2 separate regions of the Homo sapiens genome follow, and region 2 is linked to region 1. Evidence: chromatin contacts called from ENCODE Hi-C or POLR2A ChIA-PET data. All regions are on one chromosome and are shown on one strand. Each heading gives the region's core, a stretch centred on a gene start or an enhancer-like site at or near the end of the contact. The rest is flanking DNA. Distances are from core to core; before and after follow the strand shown.

What was found. A loop is a pair of places that touch in the nucleus more often than their neighbours do. ChIA-PET counts read pairs that join two places held with the same protein, here RNA polymerase II (POLR2A).
Region 2: a loop to region 1 is called in a map of breast epithelium, with 14 times the contacts of the local background. The contact joins the enhancer-like site here to the promoter of CFAP65-AS1 in region 1. A Hi-C loop is called at or near these places in 2 of 168 maps with a recorded cell type or tissue (Caco-2 and breast epithelium). POLR2A ChIA-PET finds 5 or more read pairs at or near these places in 2 of 52 experiments (Caco-2 and PC-9).

Annotation. Positions count from the first base shown.
Region 1 is chr2:218,999,440-219,005,694 of GRCh38, reverse strand. It overlaps CFAP65-AS1 (CFAP65 antisense RNA 1), which reads right to left and starts at 3,480. Exons shown (of 3, transcript NR_046086.1): 1 at 3,395-3,480. It overlaps CFAP65 (cilia and flagella associated protein 65), which reads left to right. Exons shown (of 35, transcript NM_194302.4): 32 at 133-261; 33 at 1,240-1,743; 34 at 2,423-2,560; 35 at 2,674-2,849. The coding sequence ends at 2,758. MIR375 (microRNA 375) reads left to right here and starts at 3,987; the gene lies at 3,987-4,050. RefSeq lists enhancers at 3,414-3,708, 5,151-6,134.
Region 2 is chr2:219,069,215-219,074,791 of GRCh38, reverse strand. NHEJ1 (non-homologous end joining factor 1) reads left to right here. Exons shown (of 8, transcript NM_024782.3): 8 at 1-5,435. LOC124906120 (a long non-coding RNA gene) reads right to left here. Exons shown (of 3, transcript XR_007088092.1): 3 at 4,770-5,577. Among named protein-coding and RNA genes, the nearest start is that of IHH, 11 kb to the right of the region's middle. Within about 2 kb of position 3,096, at least 3 of the 41 ENCODE cell types and tissues checked have a DNase peak (open chromatin) inside an H3K27ac peak, as active enhancers do.

The DNA.
Region 1 (6,255 bases), core at 2,231-4,730:
ATTTGGGTTAAGGCTGGGAGTGCCTCAAACTCATCTGTGTCCTCATCACTGGGCAGCTACCACCACTGCTTGTGCCCCCAACCCCAGCATGGTGGCTTGCCCAGGCCACTCAGAATGTCATGGCTGCCACAGGGAGCTGCCAAAGAGGAAGGCCCCCAGGGAAGAGTCAGAGACTTCTGAGGAAAAATCCCCTAACAAGTGGGGCCCTGTTTCCAAGCAGAAGAAGCAGCTCCTGGTTGACATTCTCACCACAATAATCAGGTACCAGCTCACACCCTGGGCCCTCATTGCCACCTTCGCATCCCTCCAGCTCATTCAGCCAGAGCCCCTTACATTCCAGCACTCTTCCTTTCTTGAGAAATAGAACTTGGTGGGGCATGGAGGTTCTTGCCTGTAATTCCAACACTTTGGGAGGCAGCAGTGGGCGGGTGGCTTGAGCCCAGGAGTTTGAGACCAGCGTGGGCAACATAGCAAGACCCCATCTCTACAAAAAATACAAAAATTAGCTGGACATGGTGGTGCATGCCTGCAGTCCCAGTTACTTTGGAGGCTGAGGTGCGAGGATTGCTTGAGACCATTAATTAGCTTAATTAACTGAGAGGTTGAGGCTGCTGTGAGCCATGATCACACCACTGTACTCCAGCCTGGGAGACAGAGCTTTTTTTCAAAAAAAGAAAAGAAAAGAGAAAGAAAGAAAGAGACAAAGACAGAAAGAGAGAAAGAAAGAAAGAGAGAGAAAGAAAGAAAGAAAGAAAGAAAAAAGAGGAGAGAAAGAGAGAGAAAGAAAGAGAGAAATAGAGAGAGAGAGAAAAGAAAAAAAGAAACAGAACTTCTTTGCAAGATCCCACCACGGTCCCCCCCCCCGGCCCCCCCACCCCAGGACAGTGGGGCTCTGATGGAGCTGGCTGGAGGGATTCTCAGGTCTGGATCCTGAGTTCTGCCCCATTCCAGGGCTGGCAGATGAGTCTGGAGCCAGTCCACTATCTCCCCAGGGTTCCTGCCCATCATGTGTGTGAATCTGACCTGCCCTGCCTCCAGCATACCATGTTCGCTTCTAAAAATCCATGAGGCTCAAAGATGTCTTCCTTGAAAGAAGGGACAGGAGGAACAACTGACCAAGGGCTCCCCTCTCCCCACCTAGCAGCCCCTTTCCCACCTAGAACCTAGCTCTGAAGCCAGGGCTCCCCAGGGGCTTCAGGGCCCCTCAGCAAGGGCCTTCTCCTTCTCCCTGCCACCTAGGGGCCTGCTGGAAGACAAGAACTTCCATGAGGCTGTGGACCAAAGCCTGGTGGAGCAGGTGCCGTACTTCCGCCAATTCTGGAATGAGCAGTCAACTAAGTTCATGGACCAGAAAAACAGCCTGTACTTAATGCCAATCCTGCCTGTACCCTCCAGCAGCTGGGAGGATGGGAAGGGCAAGCAGCCGAAGGAAGACAGACCAGAGCACTATCCAGGGTTGGGAAAGAAGGAAGAGGGGGAGGAGGAGAAGGGTGAAGAGGAAGAAGAAGAGTTGGAGGAGGAAGAGGAGGAAGAAGAGGAGACAGAAGAGGAGGAGTTGGGCAAGGAGGAGATAGAGGAGAAGGAGGAGGAGAGGGATGAGAAGGAAGAGAAAGTGAGCTGGGCGGGCATCGGGCCCACACCACAGCCTGAGTCCCAGGAGTCCATGCAATGGCAGTGGCAACAGCAGCTGAATGTCATGGTGAAGGAGGAGCAAGAACAGGACGAGAAGGAGGCCATCAGAAGGTGAGCAGCCAGGCCCCAGTGAGGACGGGAGGGAGGCGAAGTGCAGAAGGTTCCTAGGAGGCAGTGGGATGCCAAGGATGGCTGCTGCCTGTATGCACATCTCATCCTAATTCAGTGCTTAGTGAGGTCATGTTGGTAGCTTAAGGCCTCTGTGGGAGTATCCGCCCGGCACCAACACTGAACTTTATTCTTTTTTCTCTAAGAACTAGTTGTTGACATTTACCAACTTACCAGGAGAATTGTTATAGTCTGCAAAGTCTTGTAAATGGGCTTCTAGAGCCAGAAAAGGACCACCTGTCTTGCAGGTGGGACTTCCCGCCGGGGCTGCCCTACAGATGATTTATGTCATTGTAGGGATTCCCTAGGCCCCACCCAGTCCCTTCTGCGCCCTCTCATCACTTCCCTACCTTTCTCTAAACTTGGCCCTGAGATGCCTACTACATCGCCTGGGTTTGAATCCCACCCCTTAAACCAGCAGCATATTTGGCAACTTGGAATCTTTTAGCCACACTTGGAACGTCCGTAACATTGAAACAAGAATGCCCCATAGTGTAGTGGATGAGGGGAGTCGAATGGGAATCTCCGTAGAGCTCGCGGCACAATGTACCGCACGGACAGGCGAGCGAGGAGGCGCGCGGGCACTGCGGCCGCCCTCATGCTAGCCCCCGCCCCCTCGCAGGCTCCCGGCCTTCGCCAACCTGCAGGAGGCGCTGCTGGAGAACATGATCCAGAACATCCTGGTGGAGGCGAGCCGCGGGGAGGTGGTACTCACCTCGCGGCCACGCGTCATCGCCCTGCCGCCGTTCTGCGTGCCCAGGTAAGGGCGCCGGGACCAGCGGCCGCGCAGACCGCGCGAGAGGGGCCACGGGGGCAGCCAGGCTCTGCCCGAAGCCTCGCCCCCACGCCTACCTGGGACTTTTTGTCTTCCAGGAGTCTGACCCCGGACACGCTGCTGCCGACGCAGCAAGCAGAGGTACTCCACCCGGTGGTGCCACTTCCTACCGACCTTCCGTAAATGCCCGCGCCCAGCCTCTCCGACATGCCGCTAGGGGTCACGCCTGGCCCCCTCTCCACCGCCAGTAAAAGCATCTAGTCTTTTTTCTGTATCTACCTTGACTTTATTTCCCCGACGAGGGGGAACGCGCGCGCGAGCTCTGAGAGGGAAGGATGGCAGGGAGCAGCCCGGGCGGACTGCAGAGGCGCGGCGGGAACTTAGGGCCCGGGAGGATGCACCTCTCCGCCCACACTGCAGCTGGACTGAGACCTGGCCGCTAGCTGCCGGCCGCTGGACCGGGTCTGGCCAGTGGAGGGCGCTCCGGACGGGGCCTGGCTGGCCTTTGCCCCAGCGCACCTTGGTGCACAGTAACTGAGTGCCAGGCCTGGCCAGCGAAGCAGGTGTCCACTGGGCAGGGCGGCCACCCCTCACCTTTCCGCGCCGCGCCTGCTCGGAGGCTTAGCACCCCCAGGGCCAGCCCCTTAGCATTTGCCGAGCTCCGAGTGCCCAAGAGGCTGGGGAGGAAGAACTGAGGCACGCCGCGGAGGGCCAGGAACTAGGCTGGGGCGGGTCGAGGTCACCACTGGATTTCGGGCCACAGACCCTGCTAAGCGACTCCCACTGTGAATCAGTCCTCAGACGAGGATGGATACCCACCTCTCGGTTCCTCCTAACCCCCGCCCGGGAGCTTCTGTCCTCTGCTTCTCGGCTCCTCCCTCCCAGAGGCAGGTGGGTGGAAAAGTGACATCTGGTGTTGTTCCAGAGGCGCCCAGGGTCCCCAGCACCCTCCCCTCCGCCCCCGCCACCAAGGCCTCGGAGAAGCTCCGGTCTCAGAGCCCGGGCGGGGGAGGGGGGAGCGCTCCGCCTCCATGAGTCAATATTTGCCCCGAGCAAACGGGCGCCTGGACAGGTGTGAGTGTGTGTGTCTGGGGGCGGGGACTGAACAGGCAGTATAAGAGCACACGGAGCCCGGGCTCCGGGACAAGCTCCAAGGCGTGGGCTGGGGACGAAGCCAAGCTAGGCTGGGCCGGGCGGAGGGGCCAGGAAAGCCGGGCGGAGGGTGGCTGGGAAAGGAGGGGCGGGCCAGGTGCGCACCTGCGGTGGCCGCCGCGGCCGCCGACGTGTCAGCCGCAGATGCGTTCAGGTGAGGGCGGAGGCTAGCGGGGCGCTGTGCAGCACTGAGCTCGCGGAAGACCAGGACCAGGAGATCACCGAGGGCGACCGCCAGGCCCCGGGCCCTCCGCTCCCGCCCCGCGACGAGCCCCTCGCACAAACCGGACCTGAGCGTTTTGTTCGTTCGGCTCGCGTGAGGCAGGGGCGGCCTCTCAGCACCAGCCCGGGGGCCGGCCTGATCGCCACGCAGGCACCTGCCGCCGCCACCGCCACCGCCATCTCAACCGTACGGGTGGGAGAGGCTGTGCGCCGCTCCAGGGGAGATCCGGCTCCCATCCGGCCCCACCCGCCCTGCCTTGCCCTGCCCGCAGCTTCTGGGCTGCCAGGCTCCATTCTGCGTCGTAATACGGGCTGAGCCGGCTCCAGCGGGTGGCGAAGGGGGCCGTGGCCCAGAACAGAAACCCTTCTGGAGGTGGAAACCCGGATTCTAGTCCGCCTCTGTCCCCGCGACTTCTATGGCCTTGGGCAAGTCATTTCCCGGCCTCTTGGTTTTCCCATTTGCTCAGTGAACGGTTGGTCTGGCCTCCCGCAGGGGCTAGGCCCTCCCCAGCCTCCTGTCCCGGTTCCTGGGCTCCTGGTCATGCTGGGGAAGATGCAGGCCCTCACGGAGTTGGAGCCAAGGCTGAGGTGTGGAAAATCTGGGCGGGGGAAGCTGAGGGCCACCATGGAGCCTCAAATCCACTCCTCGGATCTCTGTGGTGCTGCTGACATCCTGAGATGTCACTCCCTGACACTCCCTTGGTCCCTCTTTCAGTCTAAAAACGTCTGAGACAGTCAGACTGACTGAAAAGGACAAGCCCCCAGGCACAGCGGTTCACCACCTTCCTCAAACCTCAGAATCCCACATCCTCGCTTCCATCAGCTGGGGTGGGGTAGGTAGGTGGCCCTCAGCTCAGGCAGAGGCAGCCCCGGGAGATGGGAACCAGGGTCAGAAGTCCCTCCAAACTGCATGTTCCTAGAGGTGCTGGATTGTCCCCTCCACCACCACCCGCTCTAGTGCCCCTATGTCACCCAACTACCCAGAGGCCCCAAAGGATCTGCTGAGCCCGAGTCCGTGGCACAGAGAGAGAAGGGGGAGGGGCGAGATGGCGTTGGACAGATCCCAGGCAGGTTTAGGGAGAGGGTGGACTACAGCAGGGCTCTTCGTGGAGCAGCCCCAGGGGCAGGGGAAGGTCCTTGGGTCCTGGGCTAGGGTGTGTGCAGCCCTCTCCTGGCCCCCCTGACCAGGCTCTGTCCTGGGCCAGCCCTTTACTCTGCCTGGCACTGAAAGATTTGCCTGTCAGGGGCCTGGCATGGTCCTGGTGCACCTTCCCTGTGTCTTTGAGGGCTTCCCCTTCCCTCCCCAACCATGTCAGGGGCCAGGATTCCACATCCTGGGTTTGCACAACAAAGAGATCTCTGCTTGGAATGACCCCCTCCCAAACACACACACACACACACACACACACACACACACAGCCTTGAGGGGAGGGTGGTGAGAAGGAGGCAGCCACCCAGTGGGCGGGGATCTTTCCTGGTGACTGAGAATTACTGCCCCTTCACCCCAGGGCCTAATTTCCCCAGTCCCCCACCCACTATCCATCCTAAGACTGCAGTTGCTGGCCATTACCAGGGATCTGGCCTCTCATCCAGGTCCCTCCTCCGCTGCTCCGCTGCCACAGGGCGGGGTCTCCCAGTGCCGGGCAGGCCTGCAGGTGCGGGGCTGCATGGGGAGGGGGGCACTCAGCAGCTGCTGTACGAGGCAGGCCCCCTCCCCCTCCTGCTCAAAGCTGGAGCCTGCTTCCTGTCGTCCCTGTCAGCACCCTGGGTGGGGGAGGGACCAGGTAGTGGGGGAAGTGGAAAAGGGATTGAGCGGTTGGAGTGCAGCAGCTGAGAAACAGCAGAAGAGAAATGGAGAAGGATGAGAAAGAGACCAAGAGCATAGGCTGAAGGAAAGAGGGGTGTGAGAACACAGGGGAGATCCCAGGGGCTGCAGAGGCTGCAGACCCTAGACTGTGAGAGCGAGACCAGAGGCAGAGATGACCAGAGAGAAACCAGGGAAGAGGAACAGAGAGAGACACATGGAGACAATTCAAGATAACAAGAGATGTACGCTGAGAGAGATTGGGGATGTGGATTCATGGGGCTAGGGCTCAGGGGACCAGAGGCGGGAGGCATCGTGTGTATGGAGAAAGGGGGAAGCTGCAAAACAGCCCCATCCCACCCCAAACTAGGGTGGGAATTAGCCCCAGCAAAGGATAAAGAGGTGATTTCTAGGTGGCAGACAGGTTTGGAGGTGGGGGGAGGGTGATACCCTTATCTTGGAAGCCCATCTCCTCCCATTAAAGGACAGAATGTGAGGGAGG
Region 2 (5,577 bases), core at 1,847-4,346, 69 kb before region 1:
ACAGCCTATCAGCTGGCTTACTTTGCTCTTTTGTTACTTTTTTTTTTTTTTAATGGAGTCTTGCTCTTGTTGCCTAGGCTGGAGTACAATCGCACAATTTTGGCTCACTGCAAACTCCACCTCCTGTGTTCAAGTGATTCTCCTGCCTCAGCCTCCCGAGTAGCTGGGATTAGATGCCTGCCACCAAGCCCGGCTAATTTTTGTATTTTTTGTAGAGACAGGGTTTCACCATGTTGGCTAGGCTGGTCTCGAACTCCTGACCTCAGGTGATCTACCTGCCTCGGCCTCCCAAAGTGCTGGGATTACACGTTTGAGCCACTGTGCCTGGCCGATCTTTCGTTTCTTTTCAGCATAATTTAGATAGTCAGATTTCAGTATCTACAAGGCACATGGAAAATGGAAAGGCTTCCCCTGCAAGCTTGGAGAAAATACCGGTTCTTCACCCTGGGCATTCCCTGTACTGTAACAGCACAGACTCAAGACATTTTTCATCACAGCGGGGCCAGAGGCCTGTGAATCCCTCAAAATTGTAGGTAAAATCTTAAGAGCAAAATTTTGTTGATGTTCTCAAAAAGAATGTGTGACTTTCTAAAAAGGTTAAGTAAGAATATAGCTAGTAACCTTCCATCCACTGCCCCCATCATCCCCAAAGGTTGCTGTCTCCATTGGGGTATTGCTTAAATACGTTGTTAGAGAAACATTGCTACCAGAGGCCCTGCCACAGGCATTCTTGCCCCGAAGCCCTTACCCCGCAAAGCTAGGGGTAGTGGTTGAGAATCATTCATCCTAAGGCAACTCCAGGGAAATCCCTGCTTTGACAAATTGGCCTAGCCAGGCTGTATTCCAGCCCTGCCCCCTGGCTTGGGCCCCTCCCTGAGGCCCCCAGCCTGGCCCAACCCCCACTCTACATGCACATAAAAGGGTCGAATTCTCGTGGCTGCTCCATAAATTTTATTCCGTAAATATTAGTTTTCCCTGTGTTTAATAAAGCAGTGGCCCACCTCCCCGCCTACCCGCCCGCTCCCCGGGGCTGGGGCTGGGGCCAGGGCTGGCTGGTGGGAGAAGGGACTCTTTCAATTGCTTTGGAGTATTTTTAGAAAAAAAAATAATATAAGGTGGTTTACACGAGCAAGCCAGCAAACCAGGAGCAGGACTTGGGACCTCGAGGAAGTTCCTGCAGGAACTTGACCTAAAAAGTAGAGAAATAGCGCCACCTAGATTGCAAGGCCTACTTGGCCTTGCCGGCTGGTCCCCCATAGTTAGCTAGGACAGGCATGCTCCCTGCTTGGAGAGAAAGCCTCATCCCTTTCCACTCTAGCTGGGTAGCACCTCCTTTTCTCATGCCTCAGTGGGGGCTTCCCCAGCAACCCTTAAAAGCAGAGCTCAGGCTGGGTCCTAAAAGATATCACTAGGGTCATTCTCTTCTCTTGTCACCAGGCAGCCAGTCTCCCAGATCAAGGAGGATTTCCAAGGGATAGTAAAGTTATTGAGAAGGCAGGAAGAAAGCTTCTAGTCTCCATCTTTCCCTGATTCCTGAGAAGCGAATTCCTATGGTGTAAGGTGGCGAAGAGTGAGATCTGTGCTTCTATGCTCTGAACTGGAAAGAGTCTAGCCTGTTGAGACCAAAATCCTTCCACAGGCCTGGTGTAGCGCACCCACAGTGAGCACTGGGGGAAGGAGAGATGCTCACATCTCTTGATACTCAGCCCTACTGCTGCTCGTTTTTATCCAGCGGTACATTTGGACTCCCTTTTCTTTCCTTCCTTTTCACTTAGACCTCCCATTTTCCCAAGCCCTTACCTCCTCCTTAGCCCACGTTTGTTGGGAGATAAGCAGGGGCCCCTTGTGTACTCTGTACAAAGCTGGCGGGAGGAGTGGGGAATGGAAAAGGCTGTGCTGCTCCTCCTGGTTTCGTTCCTTACATTGTCACTAGGAGCATTTTCCTCTCTCTGTTTATTCTGTCTCTCATTTTCTCCTACTTACAAAACTACACAGATTCGCTCCAGAGAGTATAGAGTAAGCCTAAATTCTCTTAATAGCCCTTCCTCATGATATGGTAAGCTCACTTTGTCTGTTCTGCTTATGCTGTTAATGTAGACTGTGTTAATAGACACACTTCCTGTGCACTTTTCTGTTTTCATCCTTTCATTAGGTTATACTCTTTGAGAACAGGGTCAGTTTTAACCCTAACTCAGAAAATATCACTTCAGGGATATTATACCATTAACAAATATAATTTTATGTCAACTAGGTTTTGATACAATCAGGATATGTTTTTCTAAGCTCTACTGTGAAGTAGTTTCTGTCTTCTAATTTTTCTTGAAGAAAAAACTGTTAGAAAGGAATAAGTGACATACTGCAAGGAAGCCACCAAACTCAGAGCTCAAGAACCTTGGTTCCTCGTCTCTGTTACTAATATCCATAAATGTATGGGCTAGCAAAATTGTAATGGATTACACTAGGCCCTTAGATACAGAGGGGAATGCAGGAAGAGAAGGAAGCCCATACTTTATAGGAGGGGGGTTCCCAGCTGCATTGATGCCCTGGAAGCTGCTACAGGGTGCTCTTGTCCAGGGCAGCTCATTGCTCTATGTTTTTTCCTTGTGTTCTTGGCCAAGGCCTCAGAAGATCTCACCATGAGCGGAACATCCAGTGCATGGAGGGTATGAGGTAGCTTGTCTTATGTGAGGAAGAGGGACCATAGGGAATCCTTCTCTATTTGAACATCTAGAAGTCCATCTTTCTTGATCTTTCATCCCATCTTCTGAGACTTTTTTTGTGGTGGCCTTTTATGTATCCTCTCAGCTCTGGGCTCTCAGTTCTCTATCCTAGCACATAGGAAGTCATTAGGTAGCACCCAAGTATTCTAGCAAAGGCTTCATCACTCTTCTGAGCTATTAAGTCCCACCCCACTCAGTTTCTCTATTTGGAGCCCAACAGATTTTGCTATCCTTCCACCCACTCAGCACCCAACTCTTATGGGTTCTCAAGAATCTGGGCCAGCCTACCAGGGGAACCCGGAAGAAGCACTGGAAGAGCTCCAGGGTGTGGGGAGCACACAGCCATTGACTCACCTGGGAAGATTGTGCTAGGATTACTTGTCCTGCTGGGCCAAGGGCCAGTAGTTAAAGGAGCATGCAGTGCCACACTCTTCCTCTCTGCCCTTACTCTGGGGCCCAAAACAGTAGCAGAGTTAGAATTGGGGAGTAGGGTTCAGGGGCTGCTGGGAGTCCCTTCTGAAATGTGTTGTATTTACTTTTTCATATTGGCAGCTGGAAGGGGAAGCCCATCCCAGCTCGGCATTGTTGTCTAACATGGTTAATCAGATCCTATAATCCTGCTGTGGAAATATTGGGCCTCACTCAAAACAATAGAGACCGAGAATATTGTGGTTAAATTTCAACCAACGGCCTCCCTGGCCTGTTTGCCTAACCCCTACCCCCCTCTCCCGGGCCAGAGTCCTCCTAGCTTTATGGACCCCTGATAGGATTGACGGCCAGTCAGAAATGGGTGACAGGAGAGGGGAGAATGGAGTAGGGGAAGGGTGATCCTTTTGACTGGCACTTCATCCTGGCTTTTCCCTCCTACCTCAGGCCTTGAAGGCTGAGCAGGGGATGGTGAAAGGGGTTGGAGCTGGTAGGGAAGCCCCACAGGGTGTGGGTCTCCACTCAGGGATCAAGAGCAGTGCTGTTGGGAATCATGCATGGTAAAGACAGCCCTTACTCAAGACAGAAAAAGCCTGATGCCACATGAGAAGGGAAGACTGCCAGTTTCATTTAGCATTGTTGCCTAGCGGGGATTTCAGGGCGTCCTGTCACGTGAGAGGAATGGGGAGGCACTAGTTGTGGAAGGCAGAGCTGGTAATAATTTAGATTTTGTTTCATAGATAACAGCAATACTAATAACGGTGTGATGACATTTGAAGGTGATACTGATGGCCCTACTTGAGTGGTTTTCTGATAGTGGTAATGTCTGTTGTGTTGCCCTCTTTCATAGGTGTGAATTAAATCTGGCAGGAAAATTTACATAGTTAGAATAGCAAGACAAAGGGAATAGATCATTTCAGAAGGATAAGCTGTACAATGGTATTTTGAATTAAAAAAAAAAAAGAAAGAAAAGATTGAGTGTCTGGATTGTGCTAAAGGGGAAATTTAAGACTGGGCTCCATGGCTTACGCCTGTAATCCCAGCACTTTGGGAGGCTGAGGCGGGAGGATTGCTTGAGGCTAGGAGTTTGAGACCAGCCTAGGCAACATGGCGAAACCCTGTCTTTGCAAAACATTTTTAAAATTAGCGTGGTGGGCCAGGCGCAGTGGCTCACGCCTGTAATCCCAGCACTTTGGGAGGCTGAGGCAGGTGGATCACCTGAGGTCAGGAATTTGAGACCAGCCTGGCCAACATGGTGAAACCCCATCTCTACTAAAAATACAAAAATTAGCTGGATGTGGTGGCGCACACCTGTAATCCCAGCTAGTCTACTCAGGAGGCTGAGGCAGGAGAATCGCTGGAACCCGGGAGGCAGAGGCTGCAGTGAGCTGAGATCGTGCCACTGCACTCCACCCTGGGCGACAGAGCAAGACTCCATCTCAAAAATAAAAATAAAAAAAAAATTAGTGTGGTGATGTGCGCCTGTAGTCCCAGGTACTCCGGAGGCTGTGGCAGATTGTGGGCTTATTGAACACAGGCAGTTTGTGGCCATTCAGCAAGGAGCATAATGCCCCTGTTGGTGGTGATAGTGAATAAGCACTCAGTGCAGTCAATAAGTATATAATTTGAGTTAATGCATGTTTAATGATTCCTGTTTCTTGTTGAATGTGGATTTCTCTATCTCATTCCCAATACATTTCCTACAAGCCAGTGCCATTCCCTTGAATTGCTTTATAGCAATCTGGAATGTTTTCCCATTGGATTTTCTCACTTGCAGCTCAAGTCTGTGAACACCATGAGGTTTAATCAACATGAGGTTTAAGCCAACTTTATAGGCTTCCTATATCTCCCTTCCTGGTCAGCAATATAGCCCATTCTCTGGAGCTTCCCGTGGGGATTTTTCTTCCCAGTGAATTCTTCCTATTAGTTATCTAAGTGGTTTAACTGTTGAAATGTTTTCCGTCATCTTTAGATCCTTTTGAAACCACTTTCTCTACCTGCTTCAGTTCCATTTGATGACCGCCATCATCTTTGAGATTCCCATCCAGAACCATGCATACCTCTTAGGTTCTCACAGCCAGGAGCTATTTCCTAAGTTGTCTTTCTGGTGGAAAGCTCAGCTCCTACTAAGCAGTCCTTGCTTCAAAATGGCTTTGATGAATGACCCAAAGGAGCCAGGCCAGTCCCTGAGTCATCACAGAGCACCCTAGGTGAGAAACCCTGAAGTGTTCTCTGCTGTTGCTCCACCCCTACCCTATATGAACAGATTAAATCGTTTCGTTTGGCACAGTTCTGCTATTTTCATTTGTCAATCCCTAAAAATGCACACACACTTTGACTGTTCACTAGTCCATAGTGCAGGAACTGGGGCCTCACTGTACTTCACCTCGTTGACTGGTGACACCTCCAAAAACAGTGTGGCTGTGACTTG